Regions from separate parts of the Homo sapiens genome. Here region 1 is linked to region 2. Evidence: read pairs that join two places in POLR2A ChIA-PET (ENCODE). Cell type or tissue: A673. All regions are shown on one strand. Links, peaks and the distances in the headings refer to the core of each region. The heading gives the core; the rest is flanking DNA. Region 1 overlaps EZH2 (enhancer of zeste 2 polycomb repressive complex 2 subunit). Region 2 overlaps LOC124901766 (a long non-coding RNA gene).

Region 1 (16,107 bases), core at 3,887-11,886, 310 kb after region 2:
CAGATTCAAGGCCACGTACAGTGGTTCAAGCCTGTAAACCCAGCATTTTGGGAGGCCAAGGTTGGAGGATTGAGCCCAGGAGTTCAAGACCAGCCTAGGCAATATAGTGAGACTCCCATCTCAAATCAATAAATAAGCAAGCAAGCAAGCCAGGTGTAGTGGCGCACACCTGTGGTCCCAACTACTCAGGAAGCTGAGGTGGGAGGATCTCTTGAGCCTGTGAGGTGGAGACTGCAGTGAACTGTCTTCACACCACTGCACTCCAGCCTAGGTGACAGAGCGAGACCCTGTCTCAAAAAAAGTAAAATAATAAAATACAGCTCTAAATATTCATATATTGGCAGAAGCCTTTATTTAAACGACTTCTACTGAATGGACACTGTGTAAATACATATGGTTTTTAAATTTTTCAAAGATTTGTTTAGTTTCATAGGTGAAATCCCACTAGTATGAACTTTATCCAGAATACAAAAGCAGCTTTTCCTGTTCAAAACAGATTATACCTCTATTCATTAAAACAAAAGTCTACCTGTATACAGTGAAACCAAAACAACAATGGCTCTTTAATACAAAAGCCAAACCAGAATATGGCAGGAGCCCATCAAAGCTTTAGCAGAATGTAGTGACACCTCACAGATTTACATTTACATAGGTTAACTAAAATTAAGGGCAATTACAGTGTTCACAATCTATTTTGTGAATCAAACCAAACTCAGAAATACCCTGAACACCATGCCTTACCATCTTACTTTATCCCACTAGAGTAGATGCTATGTTGTTTTTGCCACCCAGGGTCAATTCACCCTTCTCTTGGGAACTTCACACCAACTCTTCTCTGAGAACTACCAAGTACACTGGAGGAAGCTGACTCAAGCTGCTTGTGACCCTGGCCTGACCAAGGTACATCTCCCTAGACATAGTGACCAGTACAGGGTTAGATACACGGCCACAATCAGTGCAGTCACAGTGAAAATCTCAGGTTTCCTGCAATGCTAGGACAAGAATGCTCACTCTTCTCCCCTTAGGTCTAAACCTGGAAAAATGTTTGCCCAAGGACTTGTTGGAAGCCATCTTGGAGAAGAGCCTCAAAGAACAGAGTCAACAACTACAAAAAACAAAAGTCAAAGCCAAGAAAGAACTGTAGTCTCATGACCTAAGCCCTAAGTCAGGCAGACCTTCCCAAATTTCGGAACTATTCAGTTATATGAGCCAAGAAATTCCCATCTTTTTTTTCTTAATACAGAGGGTATCTCAGATACGTATTTATTACTGAGACCATATATACAGTTGTTCCTCCATATCCACGGAGGATTAGTTCCAGGACCCCCAACAGATACCAAAATCCACGAAGACTCAAGTCCCTGATATAAAATGGTACACTATTACATAACGTATACACATTCTCCCATATACTTTAAACCAGCAGTCTCCAACTTTTTTGCACCAGGGACTGGTTTTGTGGAAGACAGTTTTTCCACAAAGAGGGGAGAGGGTACATGGTTTCAGGATGAAACTGTTCCACCTCAGATCATCAGGCATTAGTTAGATTCTCATAAGGATGGCCAGGCATGGTGGCTCATATCCCAGCACTTTGGGAGGCCAAGGCAGGCAGATCACTTGAGGTCAGGAATTCGAGACCAGTCTGGCCAACATGGTAAAACCCTGTTTCTACTAAAAATACAAAAATTAGCTGGGTGTGGAGGCAGGTGCCTGTAATCCCAGCTACTCAGGAAGCTGAGGCAGGAGAATCACTTGAACCTGGGAGGCAGAGGTTGAGGTGAGCCAGGATCATGCCACTGCACTCCAGCCTAGGCAACACAGTGAGACGAGACTCCGTCTCCAAAAAAAAAAGATTCTTTTAAGGAGTGTGCAACCTAGATCCCTCACGTGTGCAGCTTACAATAGGGTTCACGCTTCCGTGAGAATCTAATGCTGCTGCCAATCTGACAGGAGGCGGAGCTCACCTCCTGCTGTACAGCCCAGTTCCTAACGGGCCACAGACGGGTACCAGTCCACGGCCTGGGGACTAGGGACCCCTGCTTTAAAACCATCTCTAGATTACTAAATACCTAATACAATGTAAATATTACATAAATAGTTGTTAAACTATTATGTTTAGGGAATAATGGCAAGAAAAAAGTATGTACATGTTCAGTACACACACTTTTGTTTCTTTTCAAGTATTTTTACCCACAGTTGGCTGAATCTACAAATGTAGAATCCCATTTACAGAGGGCCAACTGTATAGGAACATCTGAATTAATGGAAGATGGGCTCTCATAGCCTACTTCATTATCACCAACAGCATCGTCAGAAAAAGTAGAGCTTCCTCCATCCTCTCAGGTTTACAGAGGCCCCAGGACATGGCCAAGACACACCTTCCTACCTACCTCTCAGGTGGCCAGGCCACACAAGTCCAAGGAATCAGCACTGTTCTCTACCAGATACGCCCCTACTCCACTTGTGAGAGGTATTTACCTAAATCAGACATTCCTGTCCCTCTTTACCCAGCTGCCAATAACTGAATAATTTGAAAAAAGTCCCATAGGTATTGTCAGAGCCCTTATTGCTTCTTTAAAAATTCTACCGGGAGGCGCGGTGGCTCACGCCAATAATCCCAGCACTTTGGGAGGCCAAGATGGGCAGATCATGAGGTCAGGAGATCGAGACTAACACAGTGAAACCCCGTCTCTACTAAAAATACAAAAAATTAGCCAGGCGTGGTGGCGGGCACCTGTAGTCCCAGCTACTCGGGATGCTGAGGCAGGAGAATGGCGTGAACCCGGGAGGCAGAGCTTGCAGTGAGCCGAGATCGTGCCACTGCATTCCAGCCTGGGCGACACAGTGAGACTCCGTCTCAAAAAAAAAAAAAAAAAATTCTACCTCAAGGATTTGCTAAATCAAGGGAATGACCACCTATTTGGTCTGGCCAAATAAATGTTTCTGTTTCTATTTCTCTAAAGAAAACAATAAACTACATGTACTATTTATCCTTCTCAACTAAATTAATAGCAGCAACTTTGACTCTTAACTGAATACCAGGCTATGTAAGGTCAAATCCAAACCCAACAAGATGTAAGTAATATGATTACAATATTCTCAATGTCCTTCCTTTTAAAAATGTTTACTTCACAGCAAGACTGCCAAAAAATTGCCAATTTTGATAACTCTCCAGTCTTCAATAGTGCCTGTTTGTATGTTTAAATGCTTTGAAGGCAGCTGTTAGTATCATTTGGCAATTTCATTTATTTTTAATGTTACAATCCATTGTTTCAATATACTGAAATTTAAATCAATGGTAAATGAGATTTTGTAGGTAAGGATAAGAAAAACAATATAAAGAGAACTTAGACATATAGATGTTAAATTATTGGTAAGTGATAAAAATTAATTACTTAAGAGAAACAGATCCTATGCCTGAGGGGGAATATAGAAAACCTGTCCCTGTAAAAAGGAAGACCATGAGAGAGGAATCCAGGAGAAGCAGGCACGCAGTGCCATGCACTGGGCACTAGAATCAGGATTCAAAACAGACAAGATCAGAGATGGCAAGGAGAGTTCATCTCATACAACCACTTTGAGGGTTGTGTCCATAAGGATTATTGGCCTTAGGCCAGGCCATGTTCTAGCTCAGCAGAGAGAGTGCTGTCATGATTAATAATGCCTGTTACACACATGGGGCAAAGAATTGGGGTAGCAGCACTCTCTATTTCACACCAAATTCCAAGTAATAAACTAAACTAATAAGAGAAGAGTTAGTTGTATTAATTCTAAGTCCTATACACAGCATTAAACAAAAAGCAAGAGTTTGGACTCCAAAGCTCATTCCCTGGGTTCAGATCCAAGTTCTCCCACTTAGCAGCTGGGTGTGAAGTTGGCCAAGTTACTGCACATCTTTGTGCCTCACTCTCCTCATGAAAAAAGGCTAATTCAAGAGCCTCCACCTCAGAGTCATTGTGAGAAGTAAATTTATTTACGGTGCATAGACAGTGCCTGACAGATGGTAAGCACTATATCAGCATTAAAAAAGTAGTGGCTATCAGGTGGGCGCTGTGGCTCCCGCCTGTAATCCCAGCACTTTGGGAGACCGAGGCAGGTGGATCATGAGGTCAAGAGTTCAAGACCAGCCTGCCCAACATGGTGAAACCCCGTCTCTACTAAAAATACAAAAATTATCCGGGCGTGGTGATGCACGCCTGTAATCCCAGCTACTCAGGAGGCTGAGGCAGGAGAATCGCTTGAACCTAGGAGGCGGAGGTTGCAGTGAGCTGAGAACACGTCACTGCACTCCAGCCTAGGCGACAGAGCAAGACTCCATCTCAAAAAAAAAAAAAAAAAAAAAAAAGTAGTGACTATCAACTACATAAATGGCAGATGAGTAATATCAGGAATTACAACATTTATATTAAAAAGTTAACAACTCAATATAAAGACTTTTTTTAAATGGTAAACTGTATGCAAATAAAAACAAAACAGGATGTCAGGGGATCTCAGGATAGAATGCAAACTATACAGCAAGTCTAACAGTATTATAATTTTATGAGATAATCTCATGGAAGGAGCAGGAGGTCGGGGGGAGCTAATCTACAGAACTTTGGACAATCTACTCTGTACTCTAGCTGGTAAATTTGTTTCTCATAAGGGTACCAGTCTGTAATTCTGAAAATACTCTACATGTACACTAGGGTTAAACAAATAAGTAAATAAAATGTAGATAATGTGTGCCAAGTTTCTCAATGTCACAGAAAGAAGTTACAAATAAGCAAGAGGTGGTGATGAATTAGTCAGATATATCAATATGAACTCACGTGTATTTTAAAATATATGCGGATAGATACAGAAACGTAGGTATGTATGCACATGCAGGTTAGCTGAAATACCTGCATTTCCAGGGTCTGTCCAACAGAGGGCCTGGAAGCAGTGACACCCCAGGAGCAATAAAATAAGCATACCCTGCACCCAAGACTTTTGTTTCTAAATACCACCTTCCAATAAATACAAGGAAGCAGGGTCTGCAGAAACAGCTGATTCTAGGGTTGGGACAGGGAAACTACAAGGCAAGCCAGTAGAAGAAGGGAAATGCTCCAAAGATGAAAGGAGACGGATAGGTCCGAGACTGGAAGCAAACAGAAGAAACTCTCAGTGGCCAAAGCTGGAATAATTTGAGCAGCAGAGTAAATCATAACAGTATTATAACAGAATAAAATAATTATTCATGAGTCTATGATATAAATAAGTGATTAAATAAACAACTGGAGGAGAAGGAACAACTCTCCTGACAAGAATTCCAACTGATACATGAGTGTATGTCCCCATTCTGGGAGGGAGAATTCAATTTCCTTCCCCCTGAGCGTGAGCTAGATTCAATGATTCACTTCCAAAGAAGAGTCTGGAAAGGGAAACAGTAATGTTTCTGTGAAAAAAAACCATAACCATTAACATGAGCAATGGTAAGTACTGCTGTCATTATGTACTCCCCGATGTGATGAAATGAGATGGGGATTTCACCTCTGTGGTATCCTTCCCCCAGACCTCAACCCATAACTTCAGCCTAATCATAAGAAAACATCCGATAAGCCGAAATCAAAGGACATTCTTACAAAACATCTGACCAATACACTTTAAAACGATTAAGAGGTCATGAAAAATAAGGAAATGCTGAGAACAACCACAGATCAGAAAAACTTAGGAGACATGATAACTAAATGAACTGTGGTATCTTGGATTGGATCCTGAAACCAACCAACCAACCAACCAAAGAAAGACATTAGTGGAATAACTGGCAAAATCCAAATAAAGTCTTGAGTTTAGTTAATGACAACATACTGATACTGATTTCTTAGTTTTAACAAATATACCATGGCTATATAAATCCAAAAGTATTCCAAAATAGGCCAGGTGCAGTGGCTCATGCTTGTTAATCCCAGCACTTTGGGAGGCTGAGGCAGGCGGATCACGTAAGTCAGGAGTTCAAGAGCAGCCTGGCCAATATGGTGAAACCCAGTCTCTACTAAAAATACAAAAATTAGCTGGGCATGATGGCGAGCACCTGTAATCCCAGCTACTTGGGAGGCTAAGGCAGGAGAATTGCTTGAACCCAGGAGGTGGAGGCTGCAGTGAGCAGAGATCGCACCTCTGCATTCCAGCCTGGGCGACAGAGCGAGACTCCGTCCCAAATAAATAAATAAATAAATAAATAATTAAAAATAAAATTACTCCAAAATAAAGTTATTTGTTAAAGCAAATTAGGTTACATAACAACCCAATGTAAAGGCATTCATTTTTAAAAATAACATTCACTTTTAGAAGTGATAACAGAAACAAATTTTAAAATCTAAAAATGTTACATAAAATGTTAAATAGGAGAAACAAAAAATATGAATAGATGATTAGAATTATTTAAAAACATAGGATTAAAAAAAAAAACAGGTAGTGGCCAGGCGCAGTGGCTCACGCCTATAATCCCAGCACTTTGGGAGGCCAAGGCAGGCAGATCACGAGGTCAGGAGATCGAGACCATTCTTGCTAACAAGGTGAAACCCCATCTCTACTAAAAATACAAAAAATTAGCCAGGCGTGGTGGCGGGCACCTGTAGTCCCAGCTACTCGGGAGGCTGAGGCAGGAGAATGGCGTGAACCCGGGAGGCAGAGCTTGCAATGAGCCTAGATAGCGCCACTGCACTCCAGCCTGGGTGACAGAGCAAGACTCTGTCTCAAAAAAAAAACAGGTAGTAATTAAGAGAGCTTGTACTATTATTATTATTTTTATTATTATTTTGAGGCAGGGCTCACTCTGTTCCCCAGGCTGGAGTTCCGTGGCCCGACCGTAGCTCACTGCAGCCTGGAACATCTGGGCCCAAATGATAATCCCAGCTTGGCCTCCCATACTTTTATAAATCTTAACTTCAAAGGAATTTGAGGAAAAAAACTCCCAAATATAATTCTACTTTTTCAATTTTTTTGGAAGGGACAAGGTCTCACTCTGTCGTCCAGGCTGGAGTGCAGTGATGCAATCCCAACTCACTGAAGCCTCAAATTCCTGGGCTCAGGCAATCTTTCTGCCTCAGCCTCTCGAGTAGCTGGGGACTACAGGTGTACTCCACCACACCCAGCTAATTTTTTTTAATTTATTTTTTGTAGAGAAAGTGTCTCACTATAGTGTCCAGGCTGGTAATTCCACTGTTTTAAAACAGAAACTGTTACACAAACAATTTAAAAGGAAAAAAAAAGATCTCCATAGCAGCCTATATGATGACATGTCTACTTGAAGAGATAATGCACTTTTAGGCTTCTACAGAATCTGAATCAAGGGAAGTAACTGTGCCACTGACTGAACTTGTACTGATCAAACAACAAATCAAAAGGATTCTATACAATTCAGGGCCAGTTTAGTTGTGTTTAAAATGAAGAGAAAAACTGGTCTTTACCCACAGTGAGAGCACACAACTCAGAAAAGAGTATTTGAGTTTGCAGTTGAATAAAGAAAAGAAGGGTTAATATGCATTCATTAAGTCAACAAATATTTATTGAGCATCTAATACAAGCCAGAGACTACAATAGAAACTGAAGACTTAGCAATTAACAATTAAAAATCTGTGCCCTTATACAGCTTAAAATCTAGTTGGACAGAAACAGTTAAAAACAAAGTGTCAGGTGCAGTAGCTCATGCCTGTGATCCCAGCACTTTGGGAGGCTGAAGCAGGTGGATGACCTGAGGCCAGGAGTTCAAGACCAGCCTGGCCAAGACGGTGAAACCCCGTCTCTACTAAAAATACAAAAATTAGCCAGGAGTGGTGGCACACACCTGTAGTCCCGGCTACTAAGGAGGCTGAGGCATGAGAATCACTTGAGCCCAGGAAGCAGGGATTTCAGTGAGCCAAGATGTGCCACTGCACCAGCCTGGGCAACAGAGCAAGACTCTGTCTCAAAAACAACAACAACAACAACAACAACAACAACAAAGTAAAATGTTTACATGTAAGATGATGTTGAGTGCTATGGGAGAAAAAACAATACAGGTAAGTGAGTTAAGGCAAGGGTGGCAAACAAAGGAATGTGAGCTGAAGTACTCAGAGCCCCAGCTGTGTGGCAAAGCCCATGGGACACAGAGATCCCACCAACCAACGGCAGTTCACCAACAGCAAACCCAGGAGCAAACTATGTAAGAGCATGTTTTCTGGTAAAGATTCCAGAAATAATTAGATTAAATATCCACTTAATGCAGGCTCAGTATATCCGCAACGCCTCAGTGATCAACACAGCTTTACAGAATTTTGATCAGGCATTAAAACTAGCATTCAAGAGTTGCTTGCTGGCCCCGTTCTGGTTAACTAGTAGGTCTCATTATCCTGAACAAAGACTAAAAGTTAACACCATTTTATAAAACATATTTATGCAAATAGCCATTCTCTGTTAGTATTATCAAGCCAAATTTAAAAAAACTGATTATAAAGCTGATCCTGAGGCTATGCCATTCTATAAGCTCTAACATTGACTATTTGGTTTTAACAAAATCTCATCCTTAAATATGTACAGCTAATTTGATGGTCTATATTTAATTTGTAAATCTGCTCTGGTTTTATCATAAGGAACTTATATGAAATCATATTCATAAAATTAAAGTTGAATTAACCCTGGGATTCCAATCAACACTCAAGTTTGAAAAACACCACATGAGAAAAAAAATGGAGAACTGAAGTAATTCAAGAATAAAGTGATAAGGGCCCTGACTGGGTTGACAGCAGTGGGCATAGAAGAAAAAAAAAAAAAGATTTTTAATTTTAGAATTAAAAACTAAGTCTAAAATTAAAAATCGAGATGCAATCATATGAGAAGGAAGAACAGGTCAAAAGACAACTGAGCCCTAAATCAGCCACTGCTACAACAGAGAATACAGAACTTCATTGAGGTTAATTATTCACATAGTAATTAGCTAGCATAGAAAAATAAAAACGGTAATTCAAAGTAAGTAAGAACACCATTAACACCATTCTTCAGCATTTTGGTCTCATGACCTGTTTAGTTTATATGTGTTATAGCTATTAACATTTAACATAATAGAAATGAAAAACTAAAGAGTTTTTTACAATTTACTTTTATTTTATTTTATTTTTTTGAGACAAGGTCTCACTCTGGCCCTGGCTGAAGTGCACTGGCGCAATCACGGCTCACTACAGCCTCGCCCTCCTGGGCTTAGGTGATCCTCTCATCTCAACTTCCCAGGTAGCTGGGACCACATGTGCACACTACCATGTCTGGCTATTGTTTTCTATTTTTAGCAGAGACAGGGTTTCGCCATGTTGCCCAGGCTGGTCTTGAATTCCTGGGCTCAAACAATCACCTCACCTTGGCCTCCCAAAGTGCTGGGATTACAGGTGTGAGCCACTACACCTGGCCTGTTTTTTATTTTTATTAAAAACTGTTATAGCAAGCCCTCAGTATCCATGGGGGTCTAGGGGGTATTGGTTCCAGGAACTTCATGGATACCAAAATCCACAGATGCTCATCTCTTATATAAAATGGCACAGTATTTGCATATAACCTATGCACATTCTCCTTTATACTTTAAATCATCTGGCTCTAGATTACTTATGATCATCTAATACAATGTAAAATGTTATATAAATCCTTGTTATACTGTATTATTTGTATCTTTTTTTTTTTTTTTGGAGACAGAGTCTCACTCTGTCACCCAGGCTGGAGTGCAGTGGCGCAATCTTGGCTCACTGCAACCTCCGCCTCCAGGGTTCAAGCGATTCTCCTGTCTCAGCCTCCTGAGTAGCTGGGATTACAGGCACACACTACCATGCCCAGCTAATTTTTGTATTTTTAGTAGAGACAGGGTTTCACCATGTTGGCCAGGCTGGTCTCGAACTCCTGACCTCAGGTGATCCACCCGGATTGGCCTCCCAAAGTGCTGGGATTACAGGCATGAGCCACAGCGCCCGCCCTGTTCTATTATTTTATTGGCTTTTTTCCACAAGTATTTTTGATCTGCAGTTGTTGAATGCACAGAAGCTGAACCTGAAAATATGGAGGGCCAACTGTACCTAATATAAATAACACATTTTTAAAAAGAAACTTATTTTCCTTTAAAAAAAATTAGTGAGTGAGGGCAAGCGTGGTTGCTCATGCCTATAATCCTAGCACTTTGCGGGGCTGAGGCAGGAGGACCACTTGAGCCCAGGAGTTTCAGACCAGCCTGAGCAACATAGCCTTCTTTTATTTAAAAAAAAAAAAAAAAAATTAATTAGTAAGTGGTGCTTTACATTTTTGCCAATTTCTTTAATATCTGTCTAATAGGAAACGGATTCTCGTAACTGTTTCTGCATTCAATCTGTTCCAATATGTTGTTTTGGTTCAAGTATATGAAGAAAATCCAGTCTCAAACATACTTAGCTTAGAAAAGGGAGAGTGTTTGAATAGCCTTCTGAGGTCATTGTGGATCTCGTGCTTTGATATTACACCAAAACAGTTCTATTAAAAAGTGGCTAGTTCAGTTCACAACTCAATCTCACAGGTGCTTTTCCTCAAAATAACCACCATACTTCAGTTAGCAGTGGTAATTTCTTTCTTACAAGATTAGATGCAACATGGAATCCGAAATTGTATCAGTGAACTTTTCCTACTCTGCCACATTAACATTCATTAGTCTATTCACTTTAAATGAATCTTTAACTCAGGCACAATGTTATAAATCATCATTCCTCATCTAAAAAGTACTGGTCCACTGAGTTACGCAGATTTTCCAGAAGTTGGCATATTTCAAAAAATCATGTTGTTAAACCCATTAATCTCATCAGAAAGTCTTTAAGTACTGGGAAGCTGTCATGCTCACAGTAACAGACAAAAGTTTTCCAAAAATTTTAATTTTTGCTTGAAAGCCCAAATGTTCTCTCTGCCAACAAATATGGTCAGTTGTTTTCCTTGAAGTGACAGTCTCACTTCATTGATTTAAAAAAAGTCTGCCAAATACCTAAGTCTGAATAATCATGGTTTGTCAGACCCTCTTTTAAGTAAAAATGAAATTTCCATGAAAAAAGTGGCTAGTGGAGCTCACAACTTAATCACGTAAGTGCTTTTGCTCAAAACCCAACATACCTCAATATGCAGCAGAAGCACTTTACACACATTCCCATCTTGTTGCACAGAATGTTACAACTGCATGCACGCAAGGATCAAGATTTAATAAAATTAATCATTTTTAGTACTTCATCAAGGACATTCTCAAACAAAACTGGCTTTTTTAACTGCAAGTGCTAAGGTGCCAACAGTGTTTATTCATTGCTTTTGCACCGTGGGTACAAATGTCCAACATGGTTTTTTTGTTTGTTTTTGTTTTGTTTTGTTTTTTTAAAAAAAAGCAAGGAACAACTCAGTATTATTATGAAAATAGTTTCTGGGAGGTTGAGACACAAGAATCACTTGAACCTGGGAGGCAGAGGTTGCAGTGGGCCAAGATGTCGCCACTGCACTCCAGCCTGGATGACAGAGTGAGACCCTGTCTCAAAAAAAAAAAAAAAAGAAAGAAAGAAAGAAAAAATAGTTTTGATCCCATAATCCCAGGCCACACTTTGAGAACTGCTCCCCTTAAATATATCCAGACATCATACGAATCCGAAGTCATAATACCCTGCCTTTTCTTGACTCACAGAGAACCTAGAACAGACAATATATTCAAATTATATATTTCTAAAATTTATAATGAAACATAGAAATCACCACTCTTGCAACTAGAAAAAGGCAAACAAGAGTATATGTGAAGAATATTTAATGAAGGGTACTTTATTATACCTGTCAAACTACAGAATTTAAATGAAATAATCTGTCATATGTCAGTGCCAAATTAAGAGACTAATATCTACTAAAATTCGTTTAAACAAATTGCCTCTGTTTTCACTTATCTTCTCCTTCACCACTGTAAGATATCATCAGTAGTTACAGTCACCCTTCTGATCCTCCTGCAACCCTAAGACAACGCCATCCTACCAACCATCTCCCTAAATACTCACACCTCACCCTACCACCATAAAAGATAAAATAAAAATCTTGACCCAGGGACCTTTTTGCTTCCTTAAATGACTCTATTGTTTTTTCAAAAAAAGAAAAAAGAATGACAAAAACACACAAGCTCATTACTGTGAGGGACTCAAATAGTCCACTCAACTGACCTGCAAAGTGCTAGAAGAAACTTCTGTTGAAGGACTTGGGGAAAGGCAGGAACAAAGAGGTATTATCAAGCAGTCAATAATAATTTACTGAGCATTCCAAAAGTGTTAAATCCTGTGAGAGATCTATCGAAATGTGGAAAATACAACAGGTTTTAGTGCCTTCACTACAGTGGATTACATGTACATGAAAGTACAGATGAGAAAGCATAATGAACAGCATTCGCCTTCAAGAAGTCTCATGATAGGGGAAAATAACAGAAAAAAGTAAAGAACATATTTGTAGTCCTGGTTTCTGTAGTGCTAAAAAGTTCAAAGGCAAAGGAAAGTTATACTAATTTAGCAATCTTAGCTGAATGATAGAAAACATTAACTTGACCGTTGCAGCAAAAGTGAGTAGATTCTGCAGTGATATATTTTCCACAACAGTAAGATCACTTTCCTCCTTCCAGCAAGACAGTAAACTATTGATTTCAAACTGAAGTCCATAGACCAGCATTCTGGTGTTTATCTGAGAGTACTGCTTAGAAAAGAAATGGCCATATAAATTTCAACCAACTGAAGAACTGAACTATTTTAAGTGTTTTAAAGAATTTGCTTGAACAACAGATAAAACAGACTCACTAACTGAATTGACATCTAAAGGTTAAAGTTTTCAGCTGGGGGCCATGGCTCACACCTGTAATCCCAGCACTTTGGGAGGCTAAGGCAGGCAGATTGCCTGAGTCCAGGAGTTTGAGACCAGCCTGGACAATATGGTGAAACCCTGTCTCTACTAAAAATACAAATTAGCCAGGCGTGATGGCATGTGCCTATAGTCCAAGATACTCTGGAGGCTGAGGTGGGAGAACCAATCACCTGAGCCCAGGAGGCCAAGGCTGCAGTGAGCCAAGATTGTGCCACTGCACTCCAGCCTGGGCAATCACAGTGAGACTGTCTCAAAAAAAAAAAAAAAAGGAAAAAAAGAAAAAAAAAGTTTAAGTTTTTCTTGAAAACTATACTAAATCGATTTTATAAGTTAAATCTTCTCATTTCATCGAGTATATACTCAGTTTACAGAAACACTGTTGGAGGAAAAACGGAAAAAAATAGGTATCAGAGGCTGGGGCCAAGTGGCTCACGCCTGTAATCCTAGCACTTTGGGAGGCCAAGGCGGGCGAATCACCTGAGGTCAGGAGTTGGAGATCAGCCTGGCCAACACGGTAAAACCCCATCTCTACTAAAAATACAAAAATTAGCCGGGTATGGTGGCAGGTGCCTGTGATCTCAGCTATTTGGGAGTCTGAGGCAGGAGAATCGCTTGAACCTAGGAGGCAGAGGATGCGTTAAGCTGAGATCGCGCCACTGCTCTTCAGCCTGGGTGACAGAGCGAGACTTGTCTCAAAAAAAAAAAAAAAAAAGTACCAGAAACTAAAGCTATGATACAAAATTCATTATAATTCAAAGATGAGACATGAGATACCTGTTATTTCAACACTTCACTGAATAAAAGCAAACAAAATGAAGGGGTAAGTCAATCTGATACCAGGTGTTCTTTTTGCTAAGAAGTCTATTTTAAATCTTATACCACGCATAAGCCAACATCTAATTTAACTTACACAAATCTAACATACATTGAGCAAAAATGTCAGAGAAAGCTCAATTTTGGTAGTAAATACAAGGGTTCTACCCACCATTCCAGACACTAAGCGTTTGCCTAAGTGAGCAAGAGACAGGTGACATGAATCTGCTGTTCCCATAACCTGCTGGACAAGTCTCTCAGACTGAAGATATTTAGCCACTCAGGAGTGATTCTAACAGGATTGCCCTTAAGTACAAACCAACAACTCTGTGCTCAACAGAAGAGCAATGATCTGTTCTCATTCTAGAGGAAAAATGGGCTGGTCTTGAACCTAAAAAGAAGGTACTGGTTTGTGGTAAGGCATCTTCCCACAAACTCTGCATGGGTAACTTTGCCTACATGCTATTTTGCCTTGTACACTAACTTTATATCCTAATCCCCAAATAAGATGCAATTCCTTCTATATTCTGAAGACAGAATCATAAAATGGACTAGGTGGTTCAAACTACTAATCCCAAAGCATTTACAGAACCTCTCATAATTTCCAGGCAATCTAAACCAAGTAACCATTATCTAGTAATTTCAATTTTTGAGTTCTGTATATGCCACAGCCAGTTCTTTCAAGGAAGTACCAATGTCTGCAAAGTGCCATTTCTTTATTCTATGGCTATCAACAGAACCCCTCACTGAAGCAGACTCTTCAGAAACTCCTCTGGCTTATGTCGGCCCCACAGTTCATGATCTTGCTAAGAACAGTAGTAGTTTAGGGAAAGATAGAGGTAAACGAGGTACGGCAGTTATGAGCAGTAAGTCTTTCCATGATTTTCCTATACTTAAAATTTATCACAAATATAAACACACTGCCGGGGTACTACAAAATTTCAAACCCTTCAAGTACTATTTACTTAATAATTGATGAGACTTGTCAGTATCTGTGCTATGGTCTGAAGGTGTCCCTCAAAAACTCAGGTGTTGTCCATGTAACAGTATTAAGAGATGGGGCCTTTCAGAGGTGATTAGACCACGACGGTTCCTGCCTTGTGAATGCCCTTATACAAGAGTCTGACTGAGGGAGTTATTCCCAGCTTGCCCCTTCTATCTTCTGCTATAAGAGGACACAGTAAGAAAGCCTTCATGAGATGCAGGTACCTTGATCTTAAACTTCCCAGCCCCCAAAACTGTGAAAAATATATATACGTATATACATATATATGTGTATATACATATATATACGTATATACATATATATACATATATACATATATATACGTATATACATATATTGTATACACTATATATTATATATAATATATATGCATATATGTATATATACATATACATATACGTATATACGTATATGCATATATATGTACGTATATGCATATATATATACATATATGCATATATATATATATTTATTCCTTTTGTGAGACAGGGTCTCACTCTGTTGCCTGGGCTAGAGGGCAGTGGCGTAATTCTGTCTCACTGCAACCTCCACCTCCTGGGTTCAAGTGATTCTCCCACCTCAGCCTTCCAAGTAGCTGAGACTACAGGTGCACATCAACGCACCCGGCTAATTTTTATTTTTTGGTAGAGATGGGGTTTCACCATGTTGGCCAGGCTGGTCTCGAACTCCTAACCTCAAGTGATCCACCCGCCTCAGCCTCCCAAAGTGCTGGGATTACAGACGTGAGCCACTGTGCCTGGCCAACTTCTATTCTTTATAAATTACCCAGTCTTGGCCAGGCGTGGTGGCTCACGCCTGTAATCCCAGCACTTTGGGAAGCCGAGGCAGGCAGATAACCTGAGGGCAGGAGTTCAACACCAGCCTGGCCAACATGGTGAAACCCTGTCTCTACTAAAAATACAAAATTAGCTAGGCATGGTGGTAGGCAACTGTAATCCCAGCTACTCGGGAGGCTGAGGCAGGAGAATCACTTGAACCCAGGAGGCGGAGGTTGCAGTGGGCCGAGATCGCACCATTGTAGTCCAGCCTGGGCAAAAAGAGCAAAACTCCCATCTCAAAAATAAATAAATAAATAATTTTAAAAATTACCCAGTCTCAGATATTCCGTTATACCAGCACAAAACAGATGAAGACAATTTGTTTTACCGAAAGTTACCATCTGTTGATTACTATAACATTACTTATCAAAAGCCCAGAGAAACTGGTTTTCTGAGTCTCCACTGACCTATGGAAATGATACAAAGACATGACCAAGCACAGGGAAACCCATTATATAATTCCTACAGTTACCTTCCTGCTATTTCCAGATTAATACCAAGGCTTTTAGGGGAGGAAAAAGCATTTTACCCCATGTATCGTCCTCTTATGTAAATTTCTGCAGCCAGCTTGAATTTCTCCCCAGAAAGTGAGAT
Region 2 (16,107 bases), core at 4,433-12,432:
CTCTGTGCCCCCTAGGCTTCAATTCAAGCATTAGCTTCTCCAGGAAACCACCCCTGAACCTACAGTTTGGACAGGTGGGTAGTCTCAGTGAAGCACCACAAAGATCCAATCTGATCAAGGATACATTTGGAGTCCAGAGACTATAGAAATGGTGAGGACATGCCTTTATTATTCCTGCTAGATAACCATCCACACAGTGCTGAAAGTGCCTCACACGGGGACCCGAAGCACTACTTGTTGTCTCCTTTGTCATCATCATAGTCATCAACTTCCTCTCTTCCTCCTCCTCTTCCTTCTTCTTCCCTTTTCTTTAAAAATTATAAACTATATCATGCAGAGTAATTGTATATACACATATATAGTTTAAATGACGAATAGTCTAATATATAATTTAAATAATAATAAAGCAAACACCTACGTGGCCACTACCCAGCTTAGGTAATGGACCACCATCCATCAATGACGGGGACACTCTCTTCATACGCATGTCCATTACACCCCCTCACTCTCCATCTTCCACCATAGGTAGCCACTATCTTGATTTTCATGTTATTTAATCTTTTACTTTTCTTTCAATTCTACCCCGTATCTCTAAGCAATACATTATTGACTTTTGTCTGTTGTTCGCCTTTATGTAAATTGAACCACACTGGATGCATTCTTCTATGACTTGTTTTTTTGTTTTTGTTTTTAAGATTCACCAGTATTGATTCTTGGAACTATACTTTCTCCATTTTCACTGCGCATAGTATTCTGCCGTATGAATACGCCAAAATGTACCTATCCACCACTGTTAATGAACATATTGCATTGTTTTATATTTTTACTCTTATAACTAAGGATACTATACATACTCCTGCCAATTATAGTCCTTGTAATATGTTCCTCAGTGTAATTGCAGAGGTGCTAGAAGATTCAACTTTGTTAATTGATGCAAAATTGTCTTCTGATGCAGTTGTGCCTATTCATGCTCCTAACAGCATTGTGGGAGAGGCCTCTGCTTCACAGCCTCAGCAACACTTTATATTATTTTACTTTATTTTTTGCCAATTGAGTGTAAATTGATATCCCTTAGTGGGTTTTATTTTATTGTTTGAGACAGGGTCTTGCTCTGCCACCCAGGCTGGAGTGCAGTGGTGTGTCCATAGCTCACTGCAACCTTCATTTCCGGGCCTCAAGCGATCCTCCCACCTCGGCCTCCCAAAGCGCTGGGATCAGAGGCGTGAGTCATCTCACCAGGCCAGTGGCTTTAAAATTTATATTTTCCCACTTGCTAATGAGGTGGAACATTTTTTCATAAACTTATTGGCCATTTATGTTTTTTCTTCTGTGAAATGTTCATTCATGTCTTTTGCCTATTTTTAAATGTCTTTTTTTTAGTGATTGATTTTTTCATTTATTTAAAAAAATTTTTTTCTTAAAGATTGGTAAGAATCTTTTTTACGTATTCTGGATTCTAATCTTTTGTCCATTCTATGTGTTACAAATAACTGTTCTGGAACTCCTAAAAGAAGATCCCTATTTAGGAATCCTGTCCCAAAAGGATTCACGTCTCGAGTACCAAGTCTGGTGACTCAGCTCAGAGCAGCAGATTCCTGAGTGCTGAGGTTGCAGGGTGCAGCCAGGGCCAAGCTTAGTTTTCCTACTGGGGCAATACAGATGAATAGAAGTCCTGTGACCACTGCATCCATGGTGCTGGTAACCAAACCTAGAATTCTGGGGCTCCAGACAGCGTCTGGGATGCTCTCTGGAGACACAATCATGGGCAAGGGTTTCTATTGTCCCTTCTTCTTCAGCAGTTCTCAGCATCATCTCAGCAGTTCTCAGTTCCCACAAGCTGCCTCCTGCCCGCTTGTCATCAGAGCTGATTGGTCCAGGGAGGCTGAGGAGCCTAATGACCACTCCTGTTCTGTGTGGTCAACGTCCAGCTGGTCAGCGTCCAGAAGCTTCTGCTCAGCAAATAGCCTTTGGCTGCTCACGCACAGCCTCTCTAGCGATGTCTCAGCTCAGTTTTTCAGCGGCTGGCTGGGCTTTTTCAAGGCCCAGCCAGGGTAAGAAATAGCTTGGAGTCTGCCTGCTGTGCCTGGAGAAAGGCAACCCATGTCAGGCTCCGCAGCAGCTCACTGCCAGCACCCTCTAGGCGCTCATCTAATGCGCAGGGAGGCAGAACACAGCTCTCCATGCTCCCTGAAGAGGCCTTTCACAACGCAGAGAAAGAGAGCCCAGCAATACCCCTGCAATGTGTGGGGGACTGAGGTCTCAGAAACAGCCTCTTTGTCAGTATGAAAACAAAGACATGGACCTAAAGTCCTAAATTGTGTTTTCCAAAAGGCAAATACGTAAAATATGTAAACCAACTTTACTTCAACCTTGATTTACAATAACTTTTCCAGATCTGAGAAAATTCCCCAAATTAAAAATCCAAAATGGATTCCCTTGGCATGTTTGAAAACATGCTTCCTCTCTGGTCCAACTATTTTAAAATTCTACTGAATTTTTAAATTTACCGTGGCCGGGCATGGTGGCTCGCACCTATAATCCCAGCACCTTGCAAGGCCGAGGTAGGTGGATCACCTGAGGTCAGCAGTTCAAGGACAGCCTAGCCAACATGGTGAAACCCTGTCTCTACTAAAAATACAAAAATTAGCTGGGTGTGGTGGCACACGCCTGTTATCCCAGCTACTGGGGGAGGCTAAGGCAGGAGAATCACTTGAATCTGGGAGGCAGAGGTCGCAGTGAGGTGAGATCGCGCCATTGCACTCCAGCCTGGGTGACAAGAGCAAAACTCTGTCTCAAAATAAATAAATAAATTAAATTAAAATAATTAAAATTCTAGAGGTGAAGAAAAAACCCTGGTCCTTTATTTTCCGTGAGTGCCCTCAGTACCCCAAAAGAGGGAAAGCTCCCTTTCTGGAGAGGAATTCATTATCTCCACTAGAACTACCTTCCATTGTACACGTTAATTCACATGAGGCAGGCTATCAGGAAGTGAAATCTCTGGGTACCATGAAAACTTATTTCAGTTATTGATTTAAACTTCTTTTCCTGGGAAAAGTATAAAGAAAAAGAGCATCAGAGTTGATTCCATGTTTTAAAATAACCTAAATAGAGATACATTTGCCAATAAAATAACACGAAGTGAGAAAGAAGGGTAGACAGTGTCTAGAAACTAAGTTAACCCTCCTTCCTCTAGAGCTGATAAAAAGAGATCAGCTTCTTAAAAAGAAATCATATTCTTCCAATAGTAATAAAAACTGAGGTGTACAGGAACAAATCAATCCTGTGTTAAATGCGTGAGATTATGTTTGCATCCCCCTCATTTCCTACTTATTGTACTACAGACTTAAAGCAATTTCGGACACATTGGAAAAGCCGTCGGAACACTACATTCCAAAACAACAACTGTGAAATGGTCACAGGATACTGCCCAGTTCATCCCCATTTTTTTCATCCCAGAACACAAGAGGATGAATGGATGCAAACCAACTGGAGCCTGGAAAGATGAGTATACAAAAGCTATTCTGTAGGTGAAGTTGTTAAATACACCATTTCAGGGATACATATGTAATAGAAGGAGAAGATAATTAAAGGAAAAGGAAGGAAGGAAAGGAAGGAAACGAAAGGAAAGAAAGGAAGGAAAGGAAGGAAGGGAGGGAAGGGAAGGAAGGGAAGGAAGGAAGGAAGGAAGGAAGGAAGGAAGGAAGGAAGGAAAGGAAGGAAGGAAGGAAGGGGAAGGAAGGAAGGAAGGGGAAGGGAAGGGAAGGGAAGGGAAGGGAAGGAAACCCGTTTGGAAATGAGAAGATGTAAATAACACTGAGCTACATTACAGGGTAATGGGAAAATAACCTATCACTAAACACTATTGATTCTCTCTCTTAAACATTCCTCTGATTTGCCTCTTCTCTCTGCCATCCAAATCCAGGCCCATATCATCTCTCCCTTGGAAGATGTGGCAGCCTCTTAAATACACTTGCTCCTCCATCTCTCCCATACCAATCAATCCTACACACACTTCCAAAGTGCTTTCCCCAAAATGCAAGTCAAATCAGAACAGCTCCCCAGTGCCCGCAGCATAAAATCAAAACTGCCCAGCCAGGCAGGCTCGGCCCTTTACGATCTGACCTTGCCTTTCTCTCTGGCCCAGCTTCTCCCGAATGTGTTCTGTAGAATACTAATTCAAAGGGATGTTACAGACACAGACACACAAAATGGTTTCTTGGTGAAATAAATTGAGCAAGTGCTAGCAGGACAAAGTTAAGTGCAGGATTCTTCAGAACCTTTTAAATGCTAATAAACATTATGAATTTCCAAGAGAGTCTAATAAACACTGCAGTGCTCCAGCCAACTTTCCTCTTCAGGGTAGACAAACCTATCCTCCAGCTTCTGGGAATATTGGCCACTGACCATTCACAGGCCACCACCTAGAGCTCTGGCTCTCACTGGGATTTGTCCTCAGCCACAGAGCACTGTCTTAACCAAGGATGTGCCTTGGGTATAAGTGACTGGTGATCTAAAGGCCTGGCCCTCTTGCCTCAATTTGGGACCACTCTGAAAGGCCATCCCAGCCCTAACGCTCTCTGGAGGATAGTCTGAGACCTCAGCTCCAACCACATCAGGTATCAGTGTGGAGGCCATGGAATGTGCCTGGTAGAATTCCAACTACAGGGAGCATGAGTGACCCAGGGCCCCATGTTCCGAAACGTGTCTATGTGTACACTGAGGCCATGTCTACAGTGGGCTACTGCCAGTCCTGAGAGGCACGGGATGTCTTTGCCAGTAGACTTTGGCTGCAGCATTCTCCAACGGCAATCTCAGATGCTCCCACCCAAACTCCACCAGCCCCAGTGATATGCTGGTAAATGTTCACCAACTACATGATTTTACTATAAATTGTGCTGATATAACAGATATGTAACACACAACGTATACGTAATAATAAAATACACAATACGGTTTATTGTAAGCTCCATATAGCCATTGATTCTCACCGAATGCTTTCATTGGTTTTTGCTGAATTCTGCATCTGTAGTCAGCGTAGGGTCATCAGGGATGATTGAGCGTAGACACAACATGAAGGTTGATTGACATTCTGTTTATATTAATGAATAAGGCAAAAGTGAAAGCAAAAAATGTGCATCAGAGCTTCACCTGATAGACAATGACATGAGTGAATTCTTTGTTGAATCCAATAAGGGTTTTCAAATATCAGAAGCATGTAACCTCAATGCTTGTGCTATTCACAATGTCACAGCTACAGACATGACGCACTTTTTTGGTTTAATATGCATTATTAGCATCCTTTCCATCACTTTTTAAGCCTGGCAATCAACAAAACAATAAGTCAGGCCCCAGTTTGAAGCATTTGTCCATTTTTGTGATGCCAATAGTTGCACCATGGCTGATTTCAAGCTACTAGCGTGTGGTCAGAGTGTGGAGATGGGAAGAGATGGGCCCTGTATCCCATGACACAAGTAGGCACAGGGCGTCTGGCCAGTGGAAGTCCCAGGGGCCTGAGGTGGGTCTGTCTCACTTCCTTACACGCACGCCTCCCTGGAGCATTCGCCAAGAGACCTTCTGCACATAAGTCTCCACCTCAGAGTCTATTTTTAGGAAATCCAATATAAGACAACAGGGAATACAACATGCAGCATGCCCCAAATGTACTGATCATGGGACCAATTTCCATAGAGCGTCTCACAGAACTAGTGTTTTGTGGAATAAAATTTAGGAAAATGTGACCCAGCTTCTCCTCCTACACCTACTTATCCATTTACATGCAAGTCTCCAAATACACTATGTTTCTCCAGGCTGCAATTCCTTGCACATCTGTTCCTTTTCCTGGAATTTCAAGTGGACCATGAGGAGGAAGAAGTCAGTTCCCTGGAGAAATAAGGGGAGGAAGGAGAGGAAGGTTTAACCATATTCAGCAATACACACACAGAGTATTCATGCCATATGAATCAGGCCTCAGGATCACATTAGGTGCATATGAATCAGGATTTTGAATCAGGATTTGTGGGTACTCAGAGATTCTCTGCGTTCATTCAGGGGTTTGACTTCAGAAGGCAACAGAAGAGCCACCTGTCTCCTGGCTGCTTGGGAAGACACCACGGGAAGGGTACTTCTTAGAAACACAAGGTAGAAACAGGTTCTTGGTTCTTAACCAAAAGTTTTTCTTCACAGAAGATCAACTGTTTTTAAAATGAGAAAACAAAATCCTAAAGACAGCAAAATAAATGATCAAAACCAGAGTGCAGCCAGACGCAGTGGCTCATGCCTGTAATCCCAGGACTTTGGGAGGCTGAGGTGGGTGGATCACTTGAGGTCAAGAGTTCAAGACCAGCCTGGCCAACACGACGAAACCCCACCTCTACTAAAAATACAAAAAAGTTAGCCAGTCATGGTGGTGCACACCTGTAGTCCCGGCTACTTGGGAGGCTGAGGCAGGAGAATTGCTTGAACCAGGGAGGTGGAGATTGCAGTGAGCAGAGATTATGCCACTGCACTCCAGCCTGGGCAACAGAGGGAGACCCTGGCTCAGAAAAAAAATAAACAAACAGAGTGCTAGATACACGCTTCCCTCCCAACCCTGGCAAAGGCCTTTCAGGCCAGCGTTAACTCTTTTGCATATACTGCTCAGGATAGATGCTCAGATATTTTGAAGCCAATAGTGTTACTGCAAGTTAGGAGCAACCAGCACCATCGGGAGGCACGGAGTCTAGAGCCAAGATGCAGCCGGGCTTAAATCCCAGCTCTCCACTTTGCTGTGTGACCTTGATCAAGTTGCTTTACCTCTCTGAGTTTCAGTTTCTTCTATCTGCAAACTATAGATGATAATACTTACATGTTAAGAGTTGCTGTCAAGAGCATGGACAACATCCACAAAATGCTTGGTGCATCTGGTACATGCTAACTATCACTATTATTAAAATGCTCATTATCAAAAATTAAACAGAAAAACCGAGGCACTAGGGCTTATTTCTTCTTGTAAGCCTATATGACTGTTTTACACTGAATGAGATTGGGAATCCACATCCTTTGGTTTCTCAACCAGATCTTTGGAGTCCCGTATCATACTAATGATCGTCAATGACCTGAAAAATCATCCAAAGCTCGGCTGGTGCTGACAATGACATTTTCCATGATGGTGGACATAAAACTATAATCTGCTTTTAGATTTGTACCTGGCAAGATGCTTTTAGAAAATTATTTAAATTTTCAATATAATGACGGTTGCTTTCTTTTACAATAATTGGCTGATGGGTAGACTAGAAGCCTAACCCTCACCATTATGTAATATACCCATGCAGCAAACCTGCGCAAGTACCCCCAAATCTATAACATTTTAAAAAATAAAACAAATAACAAAAACCAGCTAAAAGTATAGATGGGAAATATTTCTCTGAGTGCTGCACCATTTTGATGGAAGCTGACAGATTAAAATTCTCAACAAATAAACCCACCGTGGAATGCTAAAGTACACTTTCGGGCAATTTTTCAGAGCAATGGATTCAATTTATTCTTGTCACCATAGCAACAAGAGGAATCGTTCTATTATTTTCATCATAGCATTTCCAATTATTTTCTCTCGCCTAGGCCATAGACAAAACTAGAAGGAATGAGGTTGACCACAAAATGAACCAAAAACTCATAACTTCCTCCCTGGATTAAAGGTTCCTCTTGGGTAGGTAATGCTCTTTAGCCATCATAAATCCCATATTAAAGTCTCCAGATCATCACTAAAAAAAAAAAGAAAAAATTATTTACTTACGAACATATCACTTTGTCCCTTTTGAATTGGGGGAAGCAAGAAATGAGACCATTTTACCAATTATATACACTTTAAAAACGTAAAACTAGTCATTTAATTTTCAGAGAGGTTTCCTTTGGGGGGGGGTGAAAGTAAATAATGTTATGCTTCAATGATTACACGCTCTCAAAAACTAAGCATGATTCTATTCTATGCCTCTACATTGTCAAATTTCGTATATGGGGGTTAAAATCACATGGCAGCGACTTATCCCTGAGGTCAGTGTGTCAGATGTGGCCCTTCACACACAAGACAGAGAGGAAGAGGCATAAATGTTCAAGCAGCACTGATTATTTACCACACACAATACCCACATGACCCCTTAAGAAGAATGCACCTAGGGAGCAGCCAAAGATAAATACATTCTACAGAAATGAATACAAATGACTTTTCTATCTATGTTACCAGCACACTCAGGCCTTACCAGCTTTGGGCATAAAATGATGCCACAGTTTAATACCCACTCACTGGATTAGAGAAACGGATCCTCCTTCTTTCTGTGTCCCTTTCCCACTCCTGCCACATATCTGATCATCTGAAGGTGCAGCCTCCAGGAGGCTCAGAAATCTGACCTCCACTCCATCTCTTCAGCTTCCTTCTCAGCCGGTTCGCTTTGACCACAGCTCCCTTCCCGCAGCTCCAAGATGGCGGCCACCGCCAAGGGAGGAGCCGCTGCCCTTCCCTTTTCATTTCTTCCTAAACTCAATACATTCCCTTCTCTTAATTCCTGACAGCATGGCTGAGCACTGTGGTTGCTTTCATATTTCCACAGAAAGGTCCAGGGATGAGAGAAGACATGGTGCGGCCACTCTCAGAGCCCATGGCCCTAATGTCACTGTGGCTATCGGAATGTTTGGCAATGATGGAAATATTCTACATCTGCACCGTCCAGTACAAGAGCCACGAACCACTACTATGGCTACTGAGCATTGTACTGTGGCTACTATGACGGGGGAACTGAATTTTACTTTTACTTATTTACTTTTTATTTTAATGAGTTTAAATTTAAGTTAGCCACATGTGGCTAGTGGCTGCTGCGTTGAGCAGCACAGTTCCAGATAAATCCATGGAGCCCTTCAAAAAACACCTCTCTGTATGTCCCTCTGTAGCCAGAAGCCAACCCTTTCCCCTCCAGGATTCCAATCCCAGGCCAACTTTCTGAGGTCCTAGTAGCTTCCCTTCCTCTCCTGACCACATCACTTGATCCAAGCTCAGCTTCTTCTCACATCCATTCAGTGCTCCTAGAGGTAGGGTAGCTGCTTTCCTCCTTTTCATAGCAGCTTCTAAATCATTCTCTCTTCCTCTTCCATTAAAAAAAAAAAAAAAAAAAGTTTTGGCTGGGCACGGTGGCTCACGCCTGTAATCCCAGCACTTTGGGAGGCCAAGGTGGGCAGATCACCTGAGTTCGGGAGTTCGAGACCAGCCTGACCAACATGGAGAAACCCTGTCTCTACTAAAAATACAAAATTAGCCAGGCATGGTAGCACATGCCTGTAATCCCAGCTATTCGGGAGGCTGAGACAGGAGAATCGCTTGAACCCAGGAGGTGGAGGTTGCAGTGAGCCGAGATCGTGCCATTGCACTCCAGCCTGGGCAACAAGAGTGAAACTCCATCTCAAAAAAAAAAAAAAAAGTTTTGACTTTCATATCATCACTTCATCTATTGCCACTGTCACCTACTGACCTCGAGGTCACTCCCCTTAACTTAGCTCTTGGCTCACTGCCACTCTCTTCACTACTACAGTGACTCTGGCCTCACGGTTTCTTGAGCTGTCTTCTTTCTGAGATTTTTTTTTCCCATTGGAATTTCCCACCCAACTCAGGCACACTCATATCTATGACCATGCCCCAGTCATTACTGGGAACTGCAACCTTGACATTTCCTGGACAGCAAGCATTTTCCCTCAGACAACTGTCTTCTGCCTCCCCGTTTCCCTCCCTCTTGTGCCCAACCCCCACAATCCTTTGGCTATGCTGGAACCTCCAGTCTATTGATCCTAACCCCTTTTCACTGTCCCTCATCCTTGTTCTCTTCCATTCTGACTCCACTTAGATTCTATGGTCAGTCACCGTAATTTATTCCTTTCATGTCCTTTCAACTCCCTTCCTCCACTTCTGTTTTCTTATACGTACTTGGCAAAACTAAAGCCCTAGATAAAACCATTCCTCTACCTATTTCATCCCTCCACTCATGCAACTAATCATGGCTGGAAAAAAAAAATGCCCATGGTGACTGGTCCCAGCTTAACTATACCAACACAAGGCTCAAGAGGGCCCTAATGCCACCAGGCAATCATAGCGTGCATCCCTAATCTGTTCACTTCCCTTCTGCCTCAGAAGGCTATTTTATATTTTTTTCTTACTCCTTAAACTTCCTACACTTCCCACCTCATCCTCACTCTTGCTTCATACTGCTCTGAGAAAATTGCAGCCATCAGAGTAAAACATCCATTTCTAGCAGAGGACTTGTACCCCAAAAAAGAGCTCTCTCAGAACTCAACAATAAGAGAACACCTAAAGTTTATTTTTTTTTAATGGGCAAAAAACCTGAATGTACTCTTCACCATGGAAATATATGAATGGCAAATAAGCAAATGAAAAGATATTCAGTATAATCATCAGGGAAATGCAAATTAAAATCACGAGATATCACTACACACCTACTAGAATGGCTATGGAAATAAATGACAGCTAGTGCTGACGAGGATGCAGAACAACTGGAAATCATACATTACCAGTGAGAATGCAAAATGGTACCACACCTGGATATCAGTCTGGTTTTGTATAGTTTTTTTATAAAGTTAAGCATACACTTACTATATGACTCAACAATCCCACTCTGAAGTATCCTAAGAGAAATGGAAATGTATGTTAACACGAGAACCTATAGGTAAATGTTTGTATTCGTTTTATCCATGATCACTAAAAACTGGAAGCAACCAAGATGTCTTTCATAAACAAAACTATGGTACATCTATTTCATAAAATGCTACTCAGCAATACAAAGAACAGATTATTCTTGCAACAACAGGCAATCTCAAATGCATTTAGTTAAAAAAGTCAGATCTAAAAGGCCACATATTTTATGATTTTCTTGATATGATATCCTGGAAAAGGCAAAACTATTAGATAGGCGCTTAGATCAATGGTTACCAGGGATTGGAGTTGGGGAACAGGATGACATCAAAGGGATAGCATGATAGAGTTTTTGGAGTGATGGAATTGTTCTGTAGCATGACTGTGATGGTGGGTACATCACTGTCAAAACCTACACAACTGCACGTCACAAACAGTGAATTTTACTGTAAGTCAATTTAAAATAAAATATAAAATAGATTTTTAAAATTTAAAAAATACAACACCTGCAAACTACTTTTATTACAGCTGTACCCATGTACTCAGCCTTCCCTCCTGAGTTCAGGCCATACGGGCTATATGATATCAATTTTTGGAATTTGATGACTATTTTTGTGGCCTAATACGTGGTCAATATCTGTAACTACTTTGTTGTATTTGATAAGAATGTGTATTCTCTGTTTGCTGGGTACAGAGAATCTTATTTGACCAGGCTTGTTATCTGTATTACTTAAATTCTCTATATACTCACTGATGTTTGGCTTGCATGATTTATCAGTTTCTGAGAGCACTGTTAAATATTCTCATTGGCTTTGTCAGTTTCCCCTGGTAGTTCCATCAGTTTTTCCTTTCTGTACTTTGAAGCTATGTTATTGAGTACATAAATGTTTATGATTGTTATATCTTCTTGTTAGATTGCCTCTCTCATCAGTATGAAATATTCCTTCTTGTCCCTTTTTGCTTTGAATTATATCTGATATCAATATATCTGTGTGGCTTTTCATTTTGGTAATATTTTCATTATTTTTCTCCTCCTTATTTTCAGTCTTCCTATGTCATCTTCATTAAGAGTATTATTTCTAAATGTCACATGGTTAATTTATTTTTTATTTATCTGAGATTTTTTGCCTTTCATAGGCATAATTATCACATTCATATTTTTTAACAAATATATTGATTTGTTATTTACTAGGATCTTGCTCCTTCTAATCCTATTTTACATTTCCTATTTTCAGTACCTTTTTTTTTTTTTTTTTTTTTTTTTTTTTTTTACATATAGCAAGTGATTTTTTTTGTCCCAACTTTTATTTTAGATTCAGCCAGTACATGTGCAGGTTTGTCACCTGGGTATATTGCATGATGCTGAGGTTTGGGGTATGAGTGATCCTGTCACCCAGGTACTGAGCACAGTACCCAAGAGTTAGTTTTTTCAACCCTTGCCCCACTCACTCCCATTCCCCTCCAGTAGTCCCCAGTTTCTATTGTTGCCATCTTTATGTCCCTGCATACCCAATGTTTAGCTCCCACTTATAAGTGAAAACACATAGTATTTGGTTTTCTGTTCCTTCTTGAATTAACTTAGGATAATGGCCTCCAGCTGCACCCATATTGCTGCAAAGGACATGATTTCATCCTTTTTCATGGGCACTTAGGTTGGTTTCATGTCTTTGCTATTGTGAATAGTGCTGCAACAAACATACCAGTACATGTGTCTCTTTGGTAGAATGATTTGTTTTCTTTTGGATATATAACCAGTAATGGGATTGCTGGATCAAATGGTAGTTCTGTTTTAAGTTTTTGAGAAATCTCCAAATTACTTTTCACAGTGGCTGAACTAATTTACATTCCCACCAACAGTGTCTATGTGTTCCCTTTTCTCCACAGCCTCATCAGCATCTGTTGTTTTTTGACTTTTTAATCATAGCCATTCTGATTGGTGTGAAGTGGATCTCACTGTGGTTTTGATTTGCATTTCTCTGATGATTTGTGATATGGAGTGTTTTTTCATGTTTGCTGGCTGCTTGTATGTCTTCTCTTAAGAAGTGTCTATTCAAGTTCTTTGCCCATTTTTTGATGTGGTTTTGTTTTTTGCTTGTTCAATTGTTTAGGTTACTCACAGATTCTGGATATTAGGCCTTTGTGGGATATGTAGTTTGCAAACATTTTCTCCCATTCTGTAGGCTGTCTATTTACTCTGTTGATAGTTTTTTTGCTCTGCAGAACCTGTTTAGTTTAATTATATCTCACTTGTCAATTTTTGTCTTTGTTGCAATTGCTTTTGAGGACACAGCTATAAATTCTTTCCCAAGGCTGATGTCCAGAATGGTGTTTCCCAGGTTTTCTTCTAGGATTCCTATAGTTTGAGGTCTTACATTTAAATTTTTAATCCATCTTGAGTTAATTTTTGTATATAGTGAAAAGTAGGGGTGTAGTCTGAATCTTCTGTACATGGATAGCCAGCTACCCCAGCACCATTTATTCAACCGGGAGTACTCTCCCCATCTTTTGTCTTTGTACCTGCCAAAGATCAGATGGCTGTAGGTGTGCAACTTTATTTCTAGGTTCTCTATTCTGTTCCATTGGTGTATGTGTCTGTTTTTGTACCAGTATCATTCTGTTTTCGTTACTATAGCCTTTCAGTACAAAGCTGGGTAATGTGATAGCTCCGGCTTTGTTCTTTTTGCTTAGGATTGCTTTGGCCATTCAGCCTCTTTTTTGGTTCCATATTAATTTTAGACTAGTTTTCTTTGAGTTTTGTGGAAAAATGACATCGGTAGTTTGATATGAATAGTGTTGAATTTGTAAACTGCTTTGGGCACTTATGGCCATTTTAACAATATTAATTCTTCTAATCCATGAGGATGGATGTTTTTCTATTTGTTTGTGTCATCTATGATTTCTTTTAGCAGTGCTTTGTAGTTCTCCTTGTAGAGATCTTCCACCTCCTTGGTTAGATGTATTGCTAAGTATTTTATTTTTTGTGGCCATTGTAAATGGGATTGTGTTCTTGATTTGGCTCTCAGCTTAAATGTTATTGGTGTATAGAAAAGGGACAAGTTTTTGTATATTGATTTTATATCCTGAAACTTTGCTGAAGTCGTTTATCAGTTCCAGGGGCCTTTTGGTACTGTCTTTAGGGTTTTCTAGGTATAGGATCATATCATCTACCAAGAGAGATAGTTTGCCTTTCTTTCTATTTGGGTGCTTTTTACTTCTTTCTCTTGCCTGATTGCTCTGGCTAGCACTTCCAGTATTGTGTTGAATAGGAGTGGTGAGACTGGGCATCCTTGATTTGTTTCAGTTCTCAAGGGAAATGCTTCCAGTTTTTGCCCATTTAGTATGATGCTGACAGTGGGTTTGTCATAGATAGCTCTTATTATTTTGAGGCATATTCCTTCAATACCTAGTTTCTTGAGGGTTTCCATCATGAAGGGATGTTGGACTTTATCAAAAGCTTCTTGTGCATCTATTGAGATGATCACATGGATTTTTCATTTTCAATTTTGTTTATGTGGTGAATCACATTTCTTGATTTACGTTATGTTGAACCCAACTTCCATCCCAGAAATGAAGCGTACTTGATCATAATGAATTAACTCTTTTTTTCAGGAAGTTGTTTTTACTGTGAATGAAGAACATACTTGAAGTCCTACCACAGTGCCTAGCACACAGGGAGACTTTGATATATATTTTCAGAATAAGAGAACATAAAGGCAACTCTTACTGTGCCTTCTGTCATTTCTCTCCTAATAATTAGCAAATTTTAGAATATCCGGACCACTTCCACCCTTAATCACCCACCAGTTAAAGACATTAAGCAGCATAAATTAACTTTTTGATGTGTTGTTGGATTCAGTTTACAGTATTTTGTTGAGGATTTTTCCATGTATGTTCATCAGGGACATTGGCCTGTAGCTTTCTTTTTTTTGTTGTGTCTTTGCCAGGTTTTGGTATCAGGGTGATGCTGGCTTTGTAGAATGAGTTAAGGAGGAGTCCCTCCTCCTCAATTTTTTTGGAATAGTTTCAGTAGAATTGGAACTAGCTTTTCTTTGTATGTCTGGTGGAATTGGGCTGTGAATCTAAGTGGTCTGGGGCTTTTTTTTTTTCCTTTGGTTTTTTTTTATTACTGCTTCAGTTTCAGAACTCAATATTTTGTTCAGGGTTTCAATTTCTTCCTGAAACTGGGAAGAAGGTTGTATGTTTGCGGGAATTAATCCATTGCCTCTAGATTTTCTACTTTGTGATCACAGAGGTGTTCATAATAGTCTCCGAGGATCTTTTACATTTCTGTGGGATCAGTTGTAATGTCACCTTTGTCATTTCCAATTGTACTTATTTGGATCTTCTCTCTTTTTTATTCTTTGGCTAACAGTCTGTCAATCTTGCTTATCCTTTCAAAACACCAATTTTTGGTTTCATGGATTCTTTGGATGGATTTTGGGGGGTCTCAATTTCATTCAGTGGTGCTCTGATTTTAGTTATTTCTTTTCTTCTGCCAGCTTTGGGGTTAGTTTGTTCTTACCTTTCCAGCTCCTCTGGTGTGATGTTAGGTTATTAATTTGAGATATTGCTAACTTTTTGAGGTAGGCGTTTAGCACTATAAACTTTCGTCTTAACACTGCTTTTGCTGCATTCCAGAGATTTTGGTATGCTGTGTCTCTGTTTTCATTTATTTCAAATAACTTTTTGATTTCTGCCTTAATTTTGTTTTTACCCAAAAGTCAAATATTAGCAAGTTGTTTAATTTCCATGTAATTCTGCTTTTGAGAAATCTTCTTGGTATTGATAACTATTTTTATTCCTCTGTGGTTCAAGTGTACAATTGGTATGGTTTCAGTTTTTTTGAATTGATTAGACTTGCTTTATGGCCAAGTGTGTGGTCAATCTTGCAGTACATTCTGTGCCCAGATGAGAAGAATATGTATCCTGTGGTTTATGAGTGAAGTATTCTGTAGATGTCTATTAGGTACAATTGGTCAAGTGTAAAATTTAATAAGTCTAGAATTTCTTTGTTAGTTTTCTGCCTCAATGATCTTTTTTTTTTTTTTTTTAAGACGGAGTCTCGCTCTGTCACCCAGGCTAGAGTGCAGTGGCAAGATCTCCGCTCACTGCAAGTTCTGCCTCCTGGGTTCACGCCATTCTCCTGCTTCAGCCTCCCGAGTAGCTGGGACTACAAGTGCCTGCCACCACGCCCGGCTAATTTTTGTATTTTTAGTAGAGACAGAGTTTCACTGTGTTAGCTAGAATGGTCTTGATCTCCTGACCTCGTGATCCGCCCGCCTCGGCCTCCCAAAGTGCTGGGATTACAGCTGTGAGCCACTGTGCCCAGCCCTCAATGATCTTTCTAACACTGTCAGAGAGGTGTTGAAGCCCCCCCACTAATATTGTGTGGCTACGTCTTTTCATAGGTTTAGAAGTAGTTGTTTTATGAATCTGGGTAC

What was found. ChIA-PET counts read pairs that join two places held together with the same protein. Peaks named below come from ENCODE experiments on the same cell type or tissue, not always from the same donor. Only the 100,000 strongest peaks of a DNase experiment are listed, where the experiment ranks them.
Region 1: POLR2A ChIA-PET joins it to region 2 with 10 read pairs; 4 of 35 experiments call an interaction of 5 or more read pairs at or near these places.

Annotation. Positions count from the first base shown.
Region 1 is chr7:148,851,577-148,867,683 of GRCh38, forward strand. The region is part of intron 1 of EZH2 (enhancer of zeste 2 polycomb repressive complex 2 subunit); the gene reads right to left. Among named protein-coding and RNA genes, the nearest start is that of EZH2, 25 kb to the right of the region's middle. RefSeq lists a silencer at 12,521-12,815. In A673, for the core only: CTCF peaks have their summits at 4,904 and 5,104; a DNase peak (open chromatin) is centred at 8,145.
Region 2 is chr7:148,538,601-148,554,707 of GRCh38, forward strand. LOC124901766 (a long non-coding RNA gene) reads right to left here. Exons shown (of 3, transcript XR_007060577.1): 3 at 4,961-5,880. Among named protein-coding and RNA genes, the nearest start is that of C7orf33, 44 kb to the right of the region's middle. RefSeq lists a silencer at 1,524-1,724. In A673, for the core only: no CTCF peak of the experiment used is centred there; no DNase peak of the experiment used is centred there.